3 separate regions of the Homo sapiens genome follow, and all the other regions are linked to region 2. A link is a loop called in an ENCODE intact Hi-C map of the cell type or tissue named here. Cell type or tissue: heart right ventricle. All regions are shown on one strand.

The links. A loop is a pair of places that touch in the nucleus more often than their neighbours do. Peaks named below come from ENCODE experiments on the same cell type or tissue, not always from the same donor. Only the 100,000 strongest peaks of a DNase experiment are listed, where the experiment ranks them.
Region 1: a loop joins it to region 2, with 2.6 times the contacts of the local background. A loop is called at or near these places in 17 of 110 quality-filtered maps.
Region 3: a loop joins it to region 2, with 1.9 times the contacts of the local background. A loop is called at or near these places in 10 of 110 quality-filtered maps.

The regions. Positions count from the first base shown.
Region 1 is chr2:217,859,293-217,867,292 of GRCh38, forward strand. All of the region lies in intron 18 of TNS1 (tensin 1), which reads right to left. Among named protein-coding and RNA genes, the nearest start is that of SNORA115, 30 kb to the left of the region's middle. RefSeq lists an enhancer at 6,041-6,100. In heart right ventricle, no CTCF peak of the experiment used is centred here; a DNase peak (open chromatin) is centred at 4,812; H3K4me3 peaks cover 380 bases; H3K27ac peaks cover 7,693 bases.
Region 2 is chr2:217,796,885-217,804,884 of GRCh38, forward strand. TNS1 (tensin 1) reads right to left here. Exons shown (of 33, transcript NM_001387777.1): 33 at 2,907-7,719. The coding sequence ends at 7,575. Among named protein-coding and RNA genes, the nearest start is that of DIRC3, 10 kb to the left of the region's middle. RefSeq lists enhancers at 2,326-2,395, 2,426-2,475. In heart right ventricle, a CTCF peak has its summit at 4,527 (motif pointing right); DNase peaks (open chromatin) are centred at 907, 2,267, 2,787, 3,557 and 1 weaker place; H3K27ac peaks cover 7,916 bases.
Region 3 is chr2:217,846,058-217,854,057 of GRCh38, forward strand. It overlaps TNS1 (tensin 1), which reads right to left. Exons shown (of 33, transcript NM_001387777.1): 19 at 1,453-3,030. Among named protein-coding and RNA genes, the nearest start is that of SNORA115, 16 kb to the left of the region's middle. In heart right ventricle, no CTCF peak of the experiment used is centred here; DNase peaks (open chromatin) are centred at 366, 4,474 and 5,382; H3K4me3 peaks cover 482 bases; H3K27ac peaks cover 8,000 bases.

The sequences.
Region 1 (8,000 bases), 62 kb after region 2:
AAGGCAGAACAGATGACAACAATTTTCCAGCTGCTGAACAATAAGGTGGAAATCTTTTTTTCCCTCTCTCTCCCCCTTTCCCCTCCACAGGGCAGAGTCCAGGAGCCAGAACACTTCCTTGGCTTGGAAAAGGAAAAAGAAAAAACCCCACAGGGTCCTGCACTTCCCAGAGGTGAACACAGGACCTGAATAGAAGGACTGGGGTGTCACCCAGGCAGGGCTCCAGGAGGGGACAGGAGCCCCAACATGAAGTTCTCAGTGCAAAGCTTTGGATTCTGGCTTGGCAACTTGACATTTTGGAGGGCCTAACTTTGGGAAGGCCAGTGTGTGTCTGGCCAGGTATATTGATCCTCCAGGCCACCTGAGATGCTTCCAATTGACTGGCTATTGGTATTCTGTTTGTTCCCATCTGTGGAAATCATGAATAGCAGAGTATCACTTTTCAGAGTTCGCAATGCCTCACCCTCGTTCCCAACCACCCAGATCCGAGAGCCATGCAGCTGAAAGGCAGGTGAACGGCCCTCAAGTTCCCACCATTATCCTGATGTGCCCTGGAAAGTGCCAGGAGTCCCTAACTGATAATAAGACACCAAATCCCCACTCTTATTAACATGTTGTTTGTGACTTATTTGCATATCAATTGAATCTCCCAACCCAATTCTCAGAGTGGACAGGAGGTGATCTGGGCTTTGCGGCCAGGCCAGTGGGAGCTTCAGCGACTGGTGTCTCCATGCAGAGGGCCCCAGTTAGTTTGCAACCCCAAAATGCTTCCACAGACACAGGCTTGCCCTGAGCTATGGCTACCCCATCCTCGTGCCCAGACCTTCCCAGCTAAGTTTGGTACAGCGAGATTGGGAGGGAAAGCCCTGCCAGGCACAGCCCAACTACTCCCTGTGTTTCCCCTCAGACACCTGAGCCCTCAGCCCCTCGCCATTTTCAGCACCCCTCTCTGGCTGCTGTTCTTTGAGGGTAAAGAAAGAAAATAAGGGGAAGAACAAAAATGGTACCCAGTGCCCTGTACCCTGGCCACTGACCTATCTTCACTGATGAGATAAAATGGGACAGCTCGGTGTCACAGACTTCAAAGAGACCACTAAAAATAAGGAGACCAGGGGAGGGGAAGCAGAGGGGTTCTATGCCTCAGGCTCCACCTGGGGAAGACCACAGTTTGGACAAACTATTGCAATTATCCTCCTACCTCCATAGAGTCTTCTAGAACTAACCAACAAACCTCGGGCTCTTGAAAGGTTTAAGGCACCCCAGTTCACCCACTTGTCCCCACCCCAACCAACCCACAACAGTATTAGCAGAGATTTTGTTTGCACGCAACCTTCATGTTTATTTGTCCATCTGAATATCATCTACATTATTATTTTGTAAGTTATAAAAATAAACTTCATTTAACTTAAACTAGTTCTAAGCACAATATCCATGATGTCCCAGATTGAATGTGCAAAATACATACCTTTTTTTCCAATACACATCAAAATAAATATACCTAATATCAGTTCATATATAATTAGCAGTCTGACCATACTTTGGAACCTGAACCTTACTTTGGAAAACACTACCACACAATAGTTCCTGCCAGTGGCAACCCCATCTGATGGTTCTCCACTATCATCCAGGGGGACTAGCTATACTAGAAAGCCCCCAGGGAGTTTTATAAGAACCCCGATCCCCTGGCTCCACACAGAGGCAAAACTGTCTGGAATGGGGCCTGGGACTTTGAATTTGAAAATGCTCCCCAGCTGCAAATAATAAGAGAGTCAGGTTTGGCAAAAACTGTTCCTAGCTGTACTCAAATTCTTCCAGGTACAGGGATTTTACTGTCTTCCTCCAAAAGCCCAGCTCATCTTTAGGGGGCCGTAACAGTGGATTTTAGCTCAACATAGGAAAAAACACCCTGGAGCCCTCTTTTCCACTAACTGGCCTTACAGTGCCCGATGGAGTGGGTCAGAACAAGCCAATCGCCCCCTCGCTAGAGCCCTTCAGATACTGAATGAGACGTGCCTGCCCTCCTGAATCTCCCCTTTGACAGGCAACCCCTCTCCCTGCAAGTCCCTGAGCCTGACATACTTTCTGGTTGCTTCTCTGCACTTGCTTCCAGTCGTTCTTTATCACTTTGAAGCAAGGGACCCACAAACAGCCCATGTGGGCGCTCTGACTTAAAAGAGGCACAACAGGCCTGTCACCTCCCATTTTCTGGAAACCATGCTTTTGTTAATGCAGCCTAAGATTATGCCTGGCCCTTCTCATTCTCATCACTTCAGCATCTGCCAGGTTAAGAACATGGACTTGGAAGTCAGACATTGGTTTGAATACAGATACTACCAACTACTAGCTTAAGGCAACCCTGAGCCAATTACTTGGCTGAGCTTCAGTTTCCTTATCTGTAAAATGGGTATACTAGTCATTGTATCTCAGTAAGTAGTGCAAAGACTGATATAACACATGAAAAGCTCTCAGCACAGTGTACAGAACACAGAAGTGCTCCAAAGGACAGAACACGAGTAGTGCAGCGTGGGCTTCCCCGTCTCCCTTCCCTAGCCCTGTGCCCCCTGAGCAGTACCTCTGTGACCCTATCTCACCAGCCCATATGTATCACACCCAGTGCTTAAGCTTCAGGACATACAATTTGGCCCACCCGATCTCTGCTCAAAAATCATGGCCTGGAATGGCCAGCATAGAGAAGAGGCTTCCAAAATGGTGCAGACTACAAGGATGTGATGCCATTCCATTAACAAATACTGAGCCTATCCCAACACTGATTACTGCCAATGGTGTGCCTGAAAATGCATTGCCACTTCCACCTGCAGAGATGAATTCAGCCTCAAGGACCACAAGGAGAGAAGGACGGGCACAACCTCAGCTGCATGCATAAATAGGAAAGGACTTCCTGGGGGCTTGGGCAGAGGGCAGGGCATGGCAAATCTGGTTCAAAAAAGAATACACTTCGTCTTACCATGTTTCTATTTGGGGGAAAAAAAAAGACAATTTTTTTTCTTAAAACAAACTACAGGAAATAGCAGGAGAAAAGTCTTTCCCAATAGTGGGTGGGTTAAACTAAGCTTGAAAGATGATGGTATTACTCTGTCTTCAGAGGCAGCCCAGTATCCCCTGTACCCCCTGAGGTGGCCCTGAGCAGGGCAGTTTCATAAAACACAAGTTCTAGAGGTAGGAGGGTGGGTCTGGATACCTTCTGGAAACTTCTCAGGTGCCAAGGATTCTTCAAGACCCCAGATTTGCCACATGGCACCGCACTGTGGGCAGTCAGCCCAGGCAATTTCCTAGAATCCCCGCATGGTCAAGCCAGAGGATGTTGTGAGTTCATTGGGCCCAACCCACCCACCCGATTTCATCTGTCCAAGTCAGCGAAGGGAAGAGTTTCCCACTGTCACACATGGTCAGTGCTGGAGTGAGATTGCCACCAGGGCCCCTGGCTCTCAGAGGGAGTCCTCCCCACTGCCAGATCTCAGTCAGATGCCATGAGATGGGTGCTCAGAGACTGTGAACTCTCATTACAGAAGAACCACAAATGTCTGCAGGTCTAGCTGTGCGAGGAAAGTAGGATATTGGTGGACAATTCTACAATGAAGACACACTTCCCAACTGTAGGTCAAGCAAATGCCCCCATTCCCTCCAGACCATCCTTCCAGCCAGCAGACCTACAGCTGGAGCCAGGTGGCCAGGGCCCCTCACCCACACTGAGGGGTCTCTCCAGGGAGGAAGGGGGCCCAGCCTCCCTGGTCACCCCCTCCAAGGCTTAGTCCCTTCCTGTCAAGTTCTTTCTTTTCATTCGTAGGTATAAAGCAACATTCCTGGCCTGGCTCTTTGTTCTTCCTCGTAAAGAACAGAATGGCTGAGTGCTTTGGTTTCCAAGCAGCCGGGTCCCAGAACAGAAGGAGGAAACAGAACAGAGTGTCTCCAGTGAAAGACTACTTCACACCCTGCAGGTGGGACAGGTGAGATCACAAAGATGAGAGGTTAGAGGAAAGAGGAGCACCCCCAGGTAGCCAGGGCCCCCCAGGGAATGTGTGACAATACTGCAGATATTTGGGGTTATCACACCTGGAGGAAATACTACTGGTGTCTAGTGGGTACAGGCCAAAGATGCTGCTAAACATCCTACAATACACAGGACAGACCCCCACAACAAGCAATTGTTGTGGTGGTCCCAAGCAATTGTATTGGTCCCAAATGCCAATAGTACCACAGGTGAGAGGCCCTGAGCTAGACTGAGGGATGAAGGAGCCTGGGGTGTAATAGACCGATCTCCGAACTAAGACTCAAGAGTCTTGGGTTTCAACCCCATCTGGGCCACTACTTCACTGCTTAAACTTGGGCAAGTGATTTCCTTTTCCTGGGACTCAGTTTCCAACGTGGTAAAATGAGTGGGAGGAGATAAGCTTTGAACTCTAAAACTTCTGGTTCTATGGACAGCCATCAAGGAAGAGAAAGACATGGCTGGAGGGAGCAGTCAGGACAGGAGAAGGAAGGGGTCTCCCAAGATAGGCATGGTGTCAAGGTTCAAACGTCTGGGGATAGAGGGAGGAAGGGCCCGCTGCCTGGGGTGGGCACAGCAGCTGCATATGTGATGAAAACATGTCCTTAGACCTCCCCAGGACCTCCTCCCTGCCTCCCAGCCCAGTGGACAGGGAAGACAGGGCCATCGGAGCAGGACAAGCTTCAGGCACCCCTGGCAGGGCCTCAGCCTTCCAGGGTCTTCACACTTCCCATCCCAGGAAGGCAGTGGGCAGGGCCAGGCCCAGGAGCATGTTCCCTAAGAACAGGACAGGAGCCCTAGTGCCAGAGGATTACTCAGGAAGGGAATTGTCAACTCCCAGGCAGATGTTTGTGTTGGATGAGGGTCGGGACATATCCACTCACCGCGCTTCTGCTTCTCCCCACCCTTACTGCTCCCAGGACGTGGACACCATGTCAGTGGCAGTCCTCACTGAATGGGGAGAGGGTATATGGGGCTTTGGGAGCAAGGGCGAAGGAGAGGGTAGAATGGAATGAGGCAGGCATGTTATTGAGTATGTGCCTGCACGTTAATGGAAGTTCCCTTGCTTGGTTCCACAACTGCCTTTCAAAGTGGATATTGTTATGCCATCTTCCTGATAAAGAAACTAAGGCTCAGGGGTTGGAGCTTGCTCAGGATTACATTGCCAGTCTGACTCTGACATTCATGCTCTTTCTGCTTCCCAGAAAGGAAGGAGAAACAAGAAAGGAGATGGAGGAGGCAAAGGTTTAGATCTTAGAAGATCCAACAAGAAAAAAGGAGTGGAGAGTGACAATAAAGTCACAATGCTGGTTTATAACAAACTCCAGCAGGCAAGTGAGCACTGTCCCCATCAAACTGGTTCCCTGGGAATTTTATGCATTTATCCTCACAATGCTACCAGAGCTCAAAGCATTTCTGGAAACAAGTAGAACACTGCCTCAGGGCTGGTTTATAATTCACACGAATGAAACCATCTCTGCAAGTGAGGTCAATCACTATTCCTGATCCCAAACAGGCCCATTCTCTCAGCATCCACATATAAGTTGGGTTATCAAACTGGCTGGGCAGTTTTATAATTACAGCTCCCAATACTGTACGCAGTGGGGCAGAGTTGGGGTACGCAGTGGGGCAGAGATCCATGTGGTTCCATGCAGAGAGGTGGGTGTGTGCAGAGGAGCCCATGTGGTTCCATGCATGAGAGGTGGCTATGACTACAGGGGTCCATGTGCTTCCATGCATGAGAGGTGGCTATGACTAGAGGGATCCATGTGGTTCCATGCATGAGAGGTGGTTGTGAGCAGAGGGGTCCATGTGGTTCCATGTGTGAGAGGTGACTATGAGTCAAGGGGTCCCTGTGGCTCCATGCATGAGAGGTGGCTATGAGTACAGGAGTCCATGTGGTTACATGCATGAGTAGGTGCAGAGGTGGGTGGAGGATCTGGGTGGGTATCTGCTTCCTTCCCCAAATAAGCCCATCTAGGGCTAGGCTGAAAGTGACTCACTTATGCAGAGGCCACCAAACCATGAAGCACAGGCCTGCATGGCAGACAGAAGCCAGGGCACCACCCTTGGGCCTTTCTGCCTTTGCATCACATGAGGAGCGCCCATCTGCTTCTCGAAGGTTCTCAAGCAATGTGCAGACAGAGAGAGGAAGGCAGGGAAGAAGGAGAGAGCTGAGAAGCTTTGAGCTTTCATATCAAAATCTGATCTCACTGCCCCTGGAGAAGGAGAAGAACACACATCAAAGAACACTTTGCTGCTAACAATTTTTTTAAGCAATCAAAGGCATAAGTCCCAGATAAGCAGCCAGGGCATCGACTGGCTGTAAAGATGTAAAGATTGGGCAGTCTGAAGCTCCCCACATCCATCAACAGCTCTGTTGCTGCTTCCCAGGGCACAGGGAGATAAATGGCCCAGGGATTGAACAACTGAGGTCCAGTATTCTGGAGCCAGGAGTGTCTGAGGCAGGACACCCCAGGTCCCTGAGGGATAGTCTTGTGAGTGTAAATAATGCTTGAGCAAAGAAAGAGGGGCAGGAGAAAAGGGACTTTGGGGTGAGACTCCTGAGTCCCCTTTGCACAAGAATGAGCTAGGACCTTGTCAGAACCCTCTAGAAGTTGCCTTGTTTTCCCATGTCCACAAGCCATGGTCACTCATCCTACCTAGACAGATGCGTGGAGTGGAAAGGTTCTTCTCCTCAACTTTCAGAAAATCTAGAAAATCTAGTCCTGGCACCTGTTCCTGTTACTCAGATCCCCCAAAGGCAAGAGGGTTCTCCTGAATGTCAGACCTCCATCCTTCCAGCAGCAGCTAAAACTCACCTCTCCAACTCTGCCCCTAGATCTCTAACCAGCCACGGTGTAACAAACAGACCTAAAGAAAATGCTGCCTGGCTGCAGCAGCAGACTAGGAGCCAAAGAGCCAGAATTCTAAGGGGTGATTTTGGACAGGCCTCAGTTTACTCCACTGTGCAATGGCAGAGGGCAAGTATAGGTGATCCCTAAAGTCCTGTTTGGATCTGGATCCTCAAGGATACAACTCAGAGAAGATGCTCTACCAGGCACTGTTTGGATCCCAGAGCCCCTGGACTTGGCAGGCCTGTATCTCCTCTCCTGCTTGGACCTGCCCGGGTGGCTTCAGGCTCCAAACTTGTCTGAGGCTATTTCTGCAGCAGCCATGGAGTCCCTGAGGCTAGGACAGAAAAGGGGACTTACAGGAAGTCTGTAAACACACACCAGGCTGCAGAGGTTCCCAGGGCCATGCAGGGCAATCAAGAGGCTGATTTATTTTCATCAGTGAAATGCTGAAACTTAATCCCTGGAGCAAGCTGACCCGGCAGACAGCGGCAGGCAGCTCCTCAACCAGAGCAGAATTAGCTAGTCCGCAGCCTCTCAGGCCTCTCCACTGGGGCTGGCAGAGGGAGGGGACAGGGAGAAGGCTGGGGCTGGCCAGTTCAGCCACTGTGGCTCCAGATCCCTTGGGCTGGCCTCTCCCCTCCCCCATCACTGGCCTGCAAGGGTCTCCAGGACACAGGCACAGCATTGGGCAGAGCTGGACAGGCAGGCTTCCCACTTTAACTCAGTTCCTATTCCCTAGGTTCTCAAACCCCAACTGCATGGGGCAGCAGGGCAGGGCTCCTCAGGACTCCTACCCTTGTCAGAAATGGTGAGAAATGTTATGCTGAGAAATGGTGGGTGTCAGAATCCAAGCTCTACCCCTACCTGGCTGTGTAAGCATCAGTAAGTTACTTAACCTCTCTGTGCTTGTTTCTTCATCTGTGAAATAGGAACAAGAGAACTCAGGTCACAGGAGAGTCATGAGGAGTACAAGAAATTATGGGTACCTAACAGTATCTCACATATTGGGGGGTGCATATTAAAGGAGGTGGGCGGATAGATTCTCCTCCTCATCCCTAGCCAAATCACTGTCTGGGAGCATCAATTAATACAGTCCTTATGAAGGCCAATCTGGCCCTGTCTATAAAAATTATCTC
Region 2 (8,000 bases):
CCATCTCTACTAAAAATACAAAAATTAGCCGGGAGTGGTGGCGTGTGCCTGTAATACCAGCTACTCAGAAGGCTGAGGCAAAAGAATCACTTGAACCCGGGAGGCGGAGGTTGCAGTGAACCGAGATCGCACCACTGCACTCCAGCCTCCTGGGTGACGGAGTGAGATTCTGTCTCGAAAGAAAAAAAGAAAAGAAAGAAAGAAAAGAAAAGAAAAAAAGAAAGAAAGAAAATGCAAAGGTCCTTTGGGTATTCTGTGTGATAATGTGTGTCAGAAGAGCTGCCCTTCCTCAACCAGAGCCCTCCACTGCTGCCCCATCCACTTCCTCCTCCTTGAGGCACCAAGAGCACAGCCACCTCACTGCTGAGTCCCCTGAAAGGCCAGCTGCATCAGCTCGGCTCACAGGCCGTAGCTTGTCTCTCTCATCAGACACTCCTCCCCTGTACCAGGCCCACCCCTGAGGTACCTACATCCCTCTGCAGCTGGCCAGTGTCAGGGGATGACCTCCTGACCTCCCCCATCACACACCCAGGAGCCCTGGTCCACACCCTGGGAAGCCAGCCTACAGTCTAGCCCGTGACCCCCTATCTGACCAGTGACATCAGTTTGGCTTCCCACTTGCCCATGGCTCATCAGAGTCTGTCTCTCCCCTCAGAAGCCAGCCCTGAGAGCAGAGAAAGAGGCAAGAGCTAGGAAGAGCCTGGCTGAGAAGTCAGCTCACCTGGGTTCGTAGCCTGGCTGGGCCACTTACCCCAACTCTGTGATTTTGAGTAAGTGTCTTCACCTCTTTGAACTCCAGTTTCTTCAACTGTGAAATGAGGACAAGGATAGCCCTTACCTCTCAGGTGCACGTGCGTGAGAAATGATACCCAAGTGCTTAGCACAGGCTCTCTGGCACGTAGCAGGTGTTGGCTGAGTGCCAGCCTTCACCGGTGGTGGTGATGCTGAGTACAAGTTCTGCCAGCTAGAAACTGTGTGACCTCTCAGAGCCTCGGTTTCCTTACTTGTCCCTGTGTATAACAGCGCCTACCTCATGGGTTTGTTGGGATGACTCAGCATGACGATACCTAACAGAGAGCAGGGTGCAAGACATGTTCAGTCTCCACCTTGGACAGGGTCTGAGTTTCCTGTGTCTTGTATCCCTCATAGCAACAGATTTCAAAGTATGATCCGGGGACCCCAGGGGTCCCTGAGACCCTTTCAGGAGTGTTGAGGTCAAAACCATTTTCATAATGCTATTAAGCCATTATTTGACTTTTTTTTGCTCATTTTCCCACAAGTATACAGTGTTTTCCAGAGGCCCATGATGGGTGATATTGCAACAGATTGTATGCAGAAGCTTATATAAGAATCCAGCTATCTCCTGCTAAGCCAGACATGATTAGGCCTTTAAAAACTGCAAAGCACATGGTGGCTCACGCCTGTTATCCCAGCACTTTGGGAGGCCAAGGAGAGAGGATTGCTTGAGCCCGGGAGTTCGAGACCAGCCTGAGCAGCATAGTGAAACCTCTTTTGTACAAAAAAAAAAATTAAAAAATTAGCCAGGTGTGGTGGCGCACACCTGTGGTCCCAGCTCCTTGGGGGCTGAGGTGGGAGGATCACTTGAACCCAGGAGGTGGAGGCTAGTCATAGCGAGCTATGATTGTGCCACTACACTCCAGCCTGGGCGACAGAGCAAGACCCCGTCTCAAAAATAATAATAATAATAATGCAAAGCAAAGTCACCTTCTCACCCAGTGCTTTTTGTTTTAGAAAATATTATTTCTCACAAAAATGCTCTCTATATTAACATGTGATGAATTTATCACTATGGAAGTGAATTAAGTATTTTTAATGTTCTCAGTTTTAATTTATACTATGGTAAAAGATCAAAAGATATAATCCTTCTAAACAAAAGCCCTTTGGGGTCCTGAATAATTTTAAGAATGTAAAGGAATCCCAAGACCCAAAAGCTTGAGAAGGCTGCCCACACGAGGACCGTGAGGGTCACTGAGGGGGCTCAGCACAAACCTGCTCAAATAAGCTGATCTGAGCCTCCTCCAGCCACATGGTGAGCTCAGTGGAGAGCTAGCACCACGTCACTGAGTATTTTGGATCTCCCAGAGACCCCTGTGCTGTGCTAGGCATGTCTCAATAGGTCCCACCCCCAAACTTTCTGAATTCCAAAGAATTTGCCCAGGAGCCCTGGGCCTAGTGCACGAGTGAACCACACATTTGCCACTTGATGGGCACAGGCCCCAATAGATGTTGCCTGACAACCCGTGTTCCCCCTGTCTCTGACAGACCTCACTCCTTCCGGGATCAACCACTTCCCCATTCTCAGTCCCCGTAGTTTCAGAAGGCTCCAGAGGCAGTTGCGTGACCCAGATCCGGATAGAATGATTGGTTTCGAGTTAATCATATGAGCCAGGCAGGATCCAGATCACAGCCAATGATCGCATGTCCCAGTTTCTTGCTGAGAACATTGGGAGAAAAGAGCCCCCCTTTCTCCTAGAGCTACCGAGCTGGTGGGATGGAAGCCCAGAGCATCTGGGGGCACCGCCACTCAGATACAGCTTACCTGAAAGTTAAGCCAACTCAGAACCAAGTGATGGGGATGAATTCCAGATTCTACCATTTGAGCCCTTAAATGCAGCTAGGCCTGGCCTTCTCAGTCACTCGGGCCAAGAAACTTATCTTTTTCTTAAACAAGTTTGAGTTGAGTTTCTCTTGCAGCTGAAAGAGTCCAAATGAATAAACACAGGGAACCAGAACCACCACGCAGATGGTGGGGAGGCCGCTGGGAGGATTTGAGCTGTCCACTAGAGGCATCGCTGAAGCCCACCTGGATCTCTGGAGAGGCCCCTTTTTGCCCACCAGAGACATGGCAGACCCCTGTCCGAACAACACAGATAGATAACGGCACAGAGTTTTCTTTAACTTTATCATTTATAAAGCCATACAATGCATTGCAAAGAAACAAAGCAGCTGTACAGGAGTGGGGACGCGTCAGTGTACAATACATTCATGTCCAGGATAAGGAGCATACACCAGGATTTATACACGGTGGCAGCGGCTATAGGCACGATGATACAAAATATAAAGTATATTTCCATCTATATAAATACACAGCTGGGGTGGGGAAGGATGCTGGGTGATCTTGTTTCCCCCGCAGAGGGCCTGGGAGGCAGGGAGGGTGGTGGGAAGGGATTTCTTACATTTGTTCTCAATGATGGGTCTGAAGGGAGGAGAGAAATGGGGAAACACAGCCTGCACACACTGATGTGCTCTCACACACACGCACAAACAAAACACAGACACAGGAGAGTTTCAAACAGCTTAACACTGATTGGAAAACAAGCTTGGGACATCCCTCTACAGTAACTCCACTGCTGGCAAGAGCCCAGGCGTGGGATATGAACAGAGGTCCTCCAACATTTTGGACATTTGAGGACAGAGGTGCCAAGAGGGACAGATCTGCCCGAGGCCCCCACCCTGCCCCTCTGGGTGAACCACTTCTCACCTGGGCTATCGCTGAGACTCCACCAATTGGTTGGCCTACAGGCCTCACCTCCCGACTCCCCTCACTGCTGGGCGACATTGAATTTGAAGTTCCATTGCCCAGCACCTCCAACCCCGACTCCCAAGTTCCCTAAAGAAATGAGCAAAACACACGCACACACATACATCCACACTTGCACATGCGCACACACGTCCTGTGTTACCACTGGCCAAGGAAACGCGAGTCTCAGGATTCCAGGGCCTGGACCTGGGGTAAAGGGCTGCTCTGGGACTCTGCCCCCCAACCTCTTGGAGGACCCCGAGTGTGGGGGCAGGATTGGGTGTCTGCCTTGACTCACAGGATCTCCCCAGGTCCTAAAGCTGAAAAAAAAAGTGGGAGAAGATCCAGGAGGCAGGGGTGGTGGACAAAAGTAGGAGTGAGACTAAAAAGTGGGAGTGAGACTAGATTTGATCACACTCACCACCCTTCTGTGCCCCCTGGACAGCATGCTCCCCTGGAGCCCCTGCACAGGCTCATCAGAACAAGGCAGAATCTCCTACTCACTAACCTCCTGAGAGCCGTTTATAGGGGGATCACACTTGTCCAGGAGGGCTGCCCCTCCTGCTTTCACACAACCACTGGCCCCACCATCCCTCTCCTGGCCAGTCTCAGAAGACCCAGGGATCCTCAAAAACCAGGGGAGAAGGAATCCTGGCCATTGGTGTCCACAGCTTTCAGAGCTACTGGAGGAGACGCTCAGATGACATGGGTCAAAGGCCTTTCCCAAACTTAGGATGTGATGTATCTGTCCCTTAAGCGCCTGGCTAAATAAGAGAGCCAGAACACCGTGATAGCAGGCTGATCAAACCGCTCACTTCCTCCCTGTTTTCCTTCGCAGGTCCCCTCTCCATTGTTTTCTCGCCCAATCCTTCCCTCTTGCTCCCTTTGGGAAAAAGCCACGTGGAGCTCACTGGGCCCCTCCCCCAGCTGAAGGGACATGACCCTCCTCTGCCCTCTTCCCTCCAGACACCCAGCTGGACAGCTGGTGGCAGCACGGGACTGAACCTGCTGGGGTCTGCGTCGCTGCGATGTCCATGACTCCCTGGCTCTTTGTTGCCCATCTTCTCCCAGACCCTTTCCCATCCCAGCCCATGTTCAAGGCCAGACAGCGCTCTCCTGGCTGACACACAGATTCAACAATAAACAACAGTAAAATAGATTCAGGGAGGGAGAAGACAGAAGAAGATAAACATTTACAAAATAATAATTAGTAAAAGTGCTTGCTTTTAAAGGAAATCTTTGGCAAGAATATACTGCAGTGCGGAGTGTTGTGTGTGCGTAGGTGTGTGCATGGGTGCACAGCCCGCCGTGACACAGAAGGGCTCTGGTGCAGGGCCCAGAGGTGGGGCCACTGTGGGGACTGGGGAACCCTTCCCCATCATTCGCCTTGAAAAGTCACACTCTCAGAAACTGACTCCTTCCGCAGGGATGCTGGGAGGGAGTTACCAGCTTTCTGGCATGAATGGGTCCTCCCGCAGGGGCACACATGGCTCAGGCTGGAGTGGAGGGGCTGGCCATGCATGCAAGGTGGGCTGTGGTGGGTGGTGAGGAAGGGAAAAGCGACCGTGAAAGCTGACCCCAGACTCAGTCCTGGGCCCCAGCCAGGCTGCTTGAAGGGTCTGATACACCGCCCAGCCTCAAGTGTGGACAGAACATCCATGCCAGGAATAGGCTCCTGGGCTCTCCAGTGGGAGATGAGATATTTACAAAGGAAGGGGATGGGAAATATCTCCTATCTTGGAAGATAATTGGGGTTTGCTAGGGAATGAGGAGAGGGGGAAACCCAGATATTTGGCTTGAATAACCCAGAAGGAAGAGCACTTTGGAGGGACTTTGGTCACCAGGCACAAGGTTTCACTCTGGGAAGCAGGGGGTGGCCAGTGGGGCCTCTGCCCCTGCTCTCCACCTTCTGCAGACACCCTCCTTTCCAACTCCCTGAAACAGAACGTCCACACTGACACAGCTCCTTGGAGGAGAAAAAATACAAAAGACACACACGCACCTATGTGTGCCATACACACCCATGTCCCCGCATGCTCACACACTCGCTCAGGCCTGCAGAGTCAGGGACAGCTCCCCACACATCCTGGGAGCTGACTGCTGGGCCCCTGGCTTGCTGAAAAGTAAGGGGGCCAAAGGCTGGGACATGTGCAACCCCTCCCAATGCTGAGCCCCACACAGTCTAGGGAAGGCCAAGGCCAGGGCAAGGAGACCCTGGCTGCTTCAAGAACAAAGGCCCCCTACACTTCAGGCTTTACTTACACATATAAAAAAGGATAGGAATTGGTTTATCCCCAAGGAAGGCAATAAAGCAATATGGAAAAACAATAAATACTTCTTGTCAATTTACCTATTCTTTTTTTAACCTTTTCTTACATTTTATTAGCTTACAGATTCTGTCAGTATGTCTCATGTATATATTATATAATATTTATATATCAGTACAATGCCTCTCTCTAGGGGACTCGCATAGGCTTAAGAATGGAGTCCTGGTGAATTTTCCATTCTGGCTTAGAGTCCTTAAATGGTGGTCAGGTGTTTTCCCAACTGTCCAGTGGACCTTAGGCCCTTTGGCCCAAGTGCAAGCCTTCTGCCCTCTGCTGCATGGGCAGCGTGGCTCAGCTAGGGAAACCAAGGCAGAAAGGGTGACAGTGAGGCTTTGGCATTGTAGGTAGGCGATGTGGTGTGCAGGCAGCAGGCCCAGGAGCTCTGCTGAGGTCAGAGGGTGCCTGCAAAAGCCAGACCCTAAAACACTTACAGAGGGGAGGATAAGGACTCCAGGTTTCTGGCCGGAGCCTCACTGAGCAGAAAGTAGGTTCCCCAGGGAGAATTCCAACACAGGGACCCTGCAGAATAGAACAGGGCTGGGCAGAGCAGCAAGACTCAATCCCCAGCCCCCAAAAAGGCATCATGCAGGTAAGCAGGTCTGAGATAAGGCTGGTCCAGGGGCATGAAACCCAATAACAAGGCTGAGAGGTGGGAGCTAAGGCAGAGTCCAGGGCCCCAGCAGGAGCAACTTGCCTTTCTTGCTGCTGAGCCACATGCCTTGGGGAAGACACCCCGAGCTCAACAGCTGCCTGTTCTGACAGATCTCTTCCTATGGATACACATATCTCTACCTCCTCAAACCAAAGCTCCAGGCTTCTGGCCAAGGCAGGACAGGGCGATGCCATTGCAGACCCTCCCACTCCTGCTGGGGTCTTTGTAGAAGAGAAGGGTCTGGCGGCACCCAGGGTCACTAGAGTGCAGGTGCAGGCACCAGGAGAGAGCCTCTGTCACCCATAGCTTGGTTGTTTGTCCCTCCCCTGCTGCACTGCCACCACCAACCCTAATCTTTGGACAGTATGCATGTGTGTCTACAAACACATGGGACAAGGACAAGCCGAGCTGTTTATAATTCGAGTGGATAAAGGCAGATCTAGATCAATGTGTGAGGATGTGGGTGCAGACACACACCCACACGACAATATAGTGGAGGCACAGCAAAGAGACCTGAGGTGCCTTGGGTCTGAGATACTTTCAAGCAAACAAGTTCTTCCACTTGATGTCCCACGGTGGCTCTGTTTGGTTTGACAACCTACCCCACAGGTGGCCAGAAAAAGATTCTCCCAGCTTGATTTCCCCTTGCAAAGCAGTTGAGTTAGGGAGACAGAGCTTTTCCATTCCCCCAAAAAATGTGGATTCCCAAGGAGGTTTGTTCCTTCTCTTTTGAGGACATCCATCTTCTTAGGGGAGGGAGGGGGTGTTAGGTGGACCTGGTTAGTTTTGGAGGCTTTGGGTTTTTGCAGTTTCCATCTACCCAGGGGAATCCAAGTTCTTCTCCTCCATCTTTCTCTCTCTCTCTCTCTCTCTCTCTCTCTCTCTTTTCCCCCTCCCCTCTGCAATTCACTTCCCTCTCCCCACGTTGCACTTTCTTCTCTCCTCCGAAATTGGCCCAAAGTCCTCCTTCTGGGTTCAAGAGTGGTCAGGATTCATGGGTCCCCTCCCCACAAGCCCCTTCCCCATGGCACTGGCCCTGGGCAAGGGGCAGGGTTCATCTCTTTTGGCCGGCATTCAGCATGACCTTGGAGACGAAGTTGACGATGGCAGAGGCCGGCTGGTTGGGGTCAAGCTCAGCAAAGAGGTGGCAGGCGTTGTCCGTGGTGCTGCCCTGCTTCCGGGCCACGAAGCCGAAGAGCCTGCAGGCGGGAGAGGGCAACGGGCATGAGGGAAGGGCAAGTGGAACCCCAGGAGGTGGACAGCAGCCCAGGTGAGCAAGCTGGTCTCAGGCCAACCTCTCTTCCCCATCCCTCCAGCAGGCCTCAGCATCAGGGACTCAGAGAGGTGCAGAAGAGAATCCTCTGTGCACTCCCCTGACCACAAGCCAAGTCCTAGAGACAGTGTCCCACCTTGTTTAAGGGTGGGCAGAAATCCCCTTTGAAGGGGTGCGAGGGGAGCTGCAGAGGATTGACAAGGCTGG
Region 3 (8,000 bases), 49 kb after region 2:
ATCTCAGGGGCCCAGATGTGGGAGAAGGCAGAAGTCAAAGCCCATATGGACCACCCATGGAGCGTTTCATCCGAGGTTAAGAACTGCCCATCCTTTGTTCCGATGCTCAGGTAAAAGGAATTGTTACTGCTAGGCCAGCTCTCTATGGGAGGTGAGGCTGATTGCCAATTTCCATGGTGTAAATACTCCTGCAATGGCCAATTTCAAGCTATTATACCAATAGTGGAGCTGGGGACTCTGCTCTGCTCTGAAGTATAGGAGCAGGGAGCCTGTGTCCCCACACCAGGTCCTGAGCCAGCTGGCCTGCCCCAAGCTGCTTCCCTAAACCCACGGTCCATCTCCAGGGAGGGTGTTTCCTTCCCTCCCTGCAGCTGGCATGGTGACTCAGCTTCCCCTAAATTTAGGAAAAGGGGTGGAGGACAGAGACAGCTGCCCAGGCTCCTCTCCTCCTCGCTGAGCTCCCACCACCCTGTCAGCTGAGGGGCTGGCACAAGGTCCACCCAAATCCACAGTCTCTGGTCCACCCCTGTCTGGGCTCCACCTCCAGAATAAAGTCACCCAACAGGTTTTCCTGCCAAGTTCAGCCACCCTTGTGGAATGGGCATAGGCTTAGACCAGTGGGAAGGGAACCTCGCAGCTGTCTCTCCCAACATGGCCCCAGACATGCTGTCATTTCTTGCCTTTGTCTCCCCAAAAGCTCTTCTGAGTGTCCCACTTTCCTCTCTCCCAAAAGAGAAGCCCACTCTCTGATAGGAAAAGGAGCTTTGTCTCTCAGCACCTACTTCCCATACAGGGCTGGTCCTCAGCAAAGACTAACAGGAAAACTGACTTAGAAGGGGAACCTTGGCCTCCCCGCCCCAGCAGATAGAGCCTAAGGGCTTGAGGATACCCTCTCGGACTCTTTCATGGCCTCTAGGAGCGGGACCTAAGAGGGAATTTGAGTCTACAAAGGCCTCCCTCCAGCCTTCTCCACGTCTCCCCCAAGGAACTAAAGTCTGAGGACAGACAGCACGACAGGCAATTGCAGAGTCTCCTCTGTGTCTAGAAAGTCTGTACTCCAACCCCAAAGTCACCACCTCCTGGAAGCTTTCCCTGACTGCCCTAGGTGGTAAGCTTTGCTTTCCCAGGCTCTGGGATCTTGGTCCCACCTCTGTCACCGTACACATTACTCTCTAATGAAATCATCTGTCTGTGTATCTGTCCGCTCACTAGACTGTAAATTTCTTGAGGGCAGGAATTGCTTGACATTGAACTTTGAAACTTGGTGTCTGGCTTGGTGCCTATCAGACAATGAATGCAGGAAGGGATAACTGGCTAGCATATAGGCTCCTGAGAGCCTCCTCCCACCAGTGAAAGCAACATCTGCTTAGGGGTCATGGCTGGACCTGCACCTCCCCCCAGCAAGACCAAATAAGGAAGGGGTAGAAGGAGTCAGGACTGAATACCTCTTACCTGCTACCCTGTGGGCCACCAGCCCTTCTAAATTCAATGGCTCCTCCTCTGGAGTCCGGGAGGGGTCTGAAGTCGCTTCCTTTGGTGAGAGCAGAGGCTGAGCAGTGAGGCCAGGGAGAGAGGCTGGGGGTTGCTGAGGCCCTGGAGGGCTGTGGGTGGTCGGAAGGAAGGCAGGCAAGGAGGAAGAGGCTGGGCTCTTTGAATGGAAATCCTGGTTAGGCCCAGCCAAACATGGCTGATAGTCATAAGGTGAGTAAGACCTGCCAGGAGGGACAGACTCCAGAGAGGCCCGTGGGGCTGGCTCAGGGGTTCCCAACGAATGCCCACTGGGGATATAGCCAGATCTGGACTGGGTCAGTGGATGGGACTGACGGGAGGATCCAGAGAGGGGCTGGGAGGAGAGTGGAGAAGCCCCTGGCCAGGCCCCGGGGACACTCTGGGACTTGTGTAGTGGGGCAGCAGCGGAGGCTGGCTCCAGGTCCAGCATCAGCATATTGAGTGTTTCGATGGACTGTTCAATCTCCTGCTGGGAGGCTGCTCGCGGGAACTCAGGGAGACTGGGGATGGGGGTCTCTGCCAATGGCTGAGGGCTGGGCCTGCTGGCTACAAGACTCTCCAAGTGGGCTCTTTCCTGCTGGCGTGGAGGTGGGCGAGGCTGCTGCTGCTGCTGCTGCTGCTGCTGCCACGAATTCAGTCCCCTTTGCACAGCCTCCCGGCTGCTTCCCCCTCGGACCGGAGCTGGGGGCAGCTGGGGTTCAGCTTCCGAAAAGGATTGAGAGCGGAACATACCGCTGGGGTCATGGGCATAGTGGGAGGTGGTCACTGGCTGTGGCCAGGCTGGGTGGGGCCCCTCCCTCTGGTAGCCAGCTAAACCCTCCTGTGCAGAGTAGGAGGGCCGCATGGGGGCCGTGTGGCCAGCATGGGCAGGCCCCGCCCGGCTGGCAGACTCGTAGGGGTAGCCTCCTCCATTGACCATAGGCTCCATGGGGTAGGACTTGTCCAGACCGTTGGTCAGTGGGGACAGGGCCTCTGGGTAGCCCCCCTCACTGGTGTTGGTGACCCCGTCCAGAGAAGAGAGTGTGCCCATGCTGCCCGCACTGTGACCATCCTGGTTTGGCAATTCATCGTCCAGGATGTCTGTCTCCCGCTCAGATGCTAACGCCCCACCATTGACATGAACCTGGGCTGGGACAACGTGGCGTCCAGAGGAGGGCACAGCCGAGCCCCCTGCTGGGCGGGACCTGAGGTGCTGGGTGTGGTACATGGCGCCTTGCTTCTCTCGCTCTAAGCCAAAGCCACTCAGCAGGCGGTCCAGCTCCCGCTTCTCCTGGGGACTCAAGGCAGCAGTGGCACTGGAGGCCCCGGGGACAGGCTCGTCGGTCTTGTCGGTCTTGGTGGAGGCTGTGGAGTTGCCCGAGTCGCTGCTCACAGAAAGCGTGTGTTCCACGTGGTTGGGGGTGGCCGACAGTGTAGGACGTGTGGCATTAACAGCCCCGGTGCTGCCGTGCAGGGAGTCTTTCTTCTTCACCTTAGCATACAGGCTCCCATCTAGTGGCCCCTGCGTGTGTCCCACCACCTCTGCAAGGGACAGAGCCGGAGGGGAGACAACAGACAACAGACATTAGCGGGAGGCAGGGGTATCATCCACTCTGCCAGAGAAAGAAGCTAAGAGCTCCCATGCCCTGCATCCTAAAACCTCCTCTCACCACCCTGAGGTGGGGAAAAGGGGAGCTGACAGAAAGACCTCTACCCCAGGCTTTGGGGCAGAGCCTCACCAACACTCAGCTTCAGGGCCGGGCAGTGGAGCCCAACACTGAGCAGGAAGTGCTGGGGGCAAATCGCTCCAGTCCCAAGCCTAGCTCTGGCATTTCACCAGCTTCCTGACCAGAGGCATGAATAACTCTCTGAGCCAGCCTCCTGGTCCATAAAATGGGGATAATAATAGAATCTGGTTGAACCATCTGAAATTGCCAATATTCATTAAATACACTGTGCTTTGAGTTTAAATGAGTTGACACATGACATGCTGAGACCAGTTCCTGGCACGTGATGGGAGTTCAACAGCTGGGAGCCCTAACCATCACCATTATGAGTATCATTAATTCCTGAATGACCATTTCCAAAGCATCCTCAGTCCCCTCCGCCACCCCATCTCAAAAAGTCTCACCCCTGCTTCGATGTCTGGAGTTCCCACTCTGGATTAGAGGCAGAATGCCAGGAGAGTAGCCATTGCCTTGAATGCCCATAGAGGTATCAGCATGGACGGCCAGTCGCCCCGAGGATAGCCTTTGCCCACGGAAGCAGGGGGAGAACCCAGGAGGGCAGTAGGGTGCAGCAAAGGGCCCCACCATGCCCAAGGTGGTGGTGGCAGGGAGGCTGAAGGCAGAGCTGGGACTCTCTAAGACAAGCTTGCCCTCAGCTAGATTTGTCTCCAGCTCAATGCAAAGGATGTGATAGAACCATTCAGAGATACAATGTCATTCATGCTGCCCACTGCCACATTTCCAGAGGCTCCTCCCAGCTCCTCCCCAGCACTGCCCACTCCTGATGGACCCCTACCCCTCCACCAGCAAGCTCAGCCCATACCACTCAAGACTCCAGGAAAGGGACGCGGGTCCTGGGAAGGTATGCCGGGCAGGATCACAGCAGGTCTGCAAAGACGAGCATCCTGATCCCACTGCTCTGAGCCAGCCCGGGGGCCCCTGAAGAACAGGCCAAGGTGGGGCTCAGCCAAGCCAACAGTCCCTGTGCCAGAGGGGACACGCTTTTCCTATGCTGGAGGATGGGGGGCATATAGGGTGCTGATGCAGGGGGTTCAGGGACTAGGGCAGGAGGGGAAGCGTCTTAGGGATCGTGAACACAAAAACAAGATGTCTTCATGGGGGAGAGGGTCCTCTTGTCTGCAGACAGCTCTGAGGACCCCCCTGAGCAACACTTTCTCTGGAAGGAAAAAGTGAGCGCTGGGTGGCTCGGGGCCAAAGGGCTGACTCAGGAATGAAGAACTTCCCCGCCCAGAGGAACTCAGTGATTTCACACCCTGTACAGTCAGCAGCCCAGCCACCAGCCCCGACAGACACACACACACACACACACACACACACACACACACACACACGCACGCACGCACCTCCCCTTACTCTAATCCAGGCTCTCCGTTAGCAAGGAAAAAAGCCAGCTCCCAAAGACTGCACCAGCTCCAGCCAGACACCAGCAGTCACACACCGAGCCAGACAAAAAGACAGTAAGAGATCACCCAAATCAGAAACACCCAGGCATGAGCACACACTAGGTGCCACACAATGCCAAGAACCACAGTCAGACAGCACCGGCATGAACATGTACACACAAATACCAACAACAGTGACCACCGTGCAGTGAGCACAGCGCAAACGCCAACACTTCGCCAGGCACTCTACACGCACATCCTCTCTAGCCATCGCCTCCGAGCCAGACAGTATTACACCCATCACAGTAAGGGAGAAACTGAGCCTCTGAGAGGGGAAACCATTTATGTGCCAACAATGCTACCTGATAAAGCCAAGATTTAAAATCAGAGCTAATTTCCTTCAAACAGTATGTAATTTTTATTATGCTACACCTCCCTCATATCACAAACACACACACACACACATACACACAAATTAGAATAAACACATAACAGGCAGGAATACCCCCAAATAAATACTTAAAGCCACAAATATTTCAGAAAATACAAATGTTCCTACCATGCCCAAGGATCAGCCCTTAGGCCAGAAGTGGCAGCCTCTAAAAATAAACACTCTGACAGAAGCCCATGGCCAAAAACAAGTGATCAGACAACCACAAAACAGGAACATCCCAATCAACATACACACACACAGACCACAGGCCAGCCATGTTACAACACAGAGAACTGGCACAAAGATGCTCCACCAGGCACTTGCATCCCTCTACACACACACACACACACACACACACACACACACCCCAGGGACTGGATGCCCTCCTCATTTACTGACCTCTCCAGATCCACCCCTCTGCCCCCAGTTTTCCCCAAGGCTTTGGGACCTCAGCCAACACCAGCCCCAGACAACACAGGACCAAAGTATTGCAGCAGCCCAGGGCCCAGGGCCCAGGGCTGGTCTGAACTGAAAAGGGGTTTTGGCTAAAATACATTCTGAATCTCCACCAACCTGGCCCTGTGCCTAGACCCCTAAAGGCTGCTAAGATGCAGGACCAGGCACAGCTGCCTCTTCCAACCCCCTATTATCATCGTAAAGGGGTCCTCTCCCTGTAGGATGAGGGAGGCTGACCTTCATGCCCACTCTCTCCAAAGAACTGAGCTCCTTGCTACACATAAAAGAAGAGACCTCAGCCTGGCATGGTGACTCATGCCTGTAATCCCAGCACTCTGGGAGGCTGAGGCAGGTGGATCACCTGAGGTCAGGAGTTGAAGACCAGCCTGGCCAAAATGGTGAAACCCCACCTCTACTAAAAATACAAAAAATTAGCCAGGCGTGGTAGCACATGCCTGTAATCCCAGCTACTCGGGAGGCTGAGGCAGAAGAATCACTTGAACCTGGGAGGCAGAGGTTGCAGTGAGCCGAGATCGCACCATTGCACTCCAGCCTGGGTGACAGAGCAAGACTCCATCTCAAAAAAAAAGAAGAGACCCCAGCCGCCTGTTTCTAGGGGGCAAAGCACTGAAGACAGGAGCCTCTGATGCACTCATAGCTCTGGGGTGGTTCTCTTGAGGATGGGGCCCCTTGGACAAGTTGGCCGAAATCTGAAGAGCTGGCTTTCCTTCTCACTGTCCCTAGAAAGCTGCAGGCCCCCTCCTGAGCCAGGGCACCCCCTCTGCCACCTACACTGTGAGGTGCCAGAATTTCCCTCCTGGGCCAGTGATCCCCTCCATCCTTTGTGCCTCCTCATCCCCCACGTTCATGCTCATGTGGTCTGAGAAGTGGGGAGCTGCAAAGCAAAGGCTGGTGTGTCCAGTGGCTTCCCCACTTAGACATGTTCCACAGTGAGAGCCATGGGGGCAAATTCAAATCAGAAAGCACATAGGCCCCTGCAGCATCTCAGTCATGACTAACAGAAAAACTATGAAGGCATCCCCCAGGCAGGAGAGAGAATTGACTACCTGATATCTCAGCCCTTCCTTGCCCCTGTGGCCAAGCCCCACTCAGCATCGATTTTGAAAATGTCAATGTTAAACTTGTTCTGTCATGTAATCTATCCCCAAGTGGGCTCCTGTTTGCAGCAACAACATCAGGAACAATCATAGCCAAGCCACTAAGGCATAGTAAGAAAATCGAACAGATGCAAATTGTTTAATTAACTCCTGTTCGCTAACTACAAATGGAAATGTCTCTTGGCCCCAGATTGCACCCTCCAGGCCACTCAGCACCTTTGCTGAGTTGTCCTCTTCCTATCCAAGGGAGGTTTTGAGAATACCCAGGCTGATCCCAGGCCTGTCCAGCCCTGATGAGGACTCTGCTGAAACCCCAGCATAGCAGCAGGATCTGTGGAGCACGTGCCCCTCCTCCTCCCACCAGAGACAAGACAAAAGTCCCCCAGCCCCCACTCCGGCACACACACTCTCATCATTCCCTTCTCACCATCCACCACGGCCACATTAGAGCTTTTTACCGGGACCACAAGAAGCCGGAACACAATGTTGGTTTCAATCCATCAAGGCAGGAAGGGCAAAAGAGAGACGGGGGCAGAGAGGACAGGAGTGAAATAAGGTAGAGGAGGATAAGAGAGGGACTTAAGGGAGGCTGGGGAGGTGGCTTTACAGCTCTTAATCTGAGGGGTCTCCAGAGCCATCCTCTTGAAGTCCCAGCAGCCACAAAGGGAGTGATCAGTTCAGGGGAATGCATCTCAGATGAGAGGAGGCTGGACATCCAGAACAATGGGGCATGGGCTAGAGGGAGGGGTCTGCATGTTTGGGGGCTGTGGGCATTGTCACGGGTGACAATGGAGTGGGATAAACTGAAGCAGAAACACAAGCTGCAGGCAGCCCCAAGTGGAGAGCTCCAGGCCCCAAGCCCAGCCAGCCTGGACATCTGCTCTTGTGGGCTGAAAGGTCCAGTGTCCTGCCCATTCCTCTTGGTGGTTGCAAAACCCAAAATCTCTCCATGGCCCCACTGTCTTTGTCTGAGGATGTCTCCCTGCTCTTCTCAGCAGCTGCAGAGAGTTCCAGACTCCACCCTCGATGCTGAGCTTGATTGCACCACGGGGCCTTTATTCCAGGGCAGCCATAATCCAGATGCACGAGTCATGCTTTTGGAAAGCTCTGAGGAAAATCCCCAGCTGACTAGGGTGTGCACCCACTCCCCGGGGCTCCCTCCCAGAAAAGGGTGCAGAGGTGTGTGCGGCACTAGCCATGCAGCTCAGGCTGGGATGCAGGAAAGTAAGGATGCAGCCATCTCACACACTTAAAAAAGAACGAAGGAAACAAATAGGGGATGTTAAAGTCACACGGTTTCAGGGCAGCTGTTTTCTAATTCTGATGTTCACAAGAACCTCCTCTGGAGATTGTTAAAAATCTAGATTTCAGGACC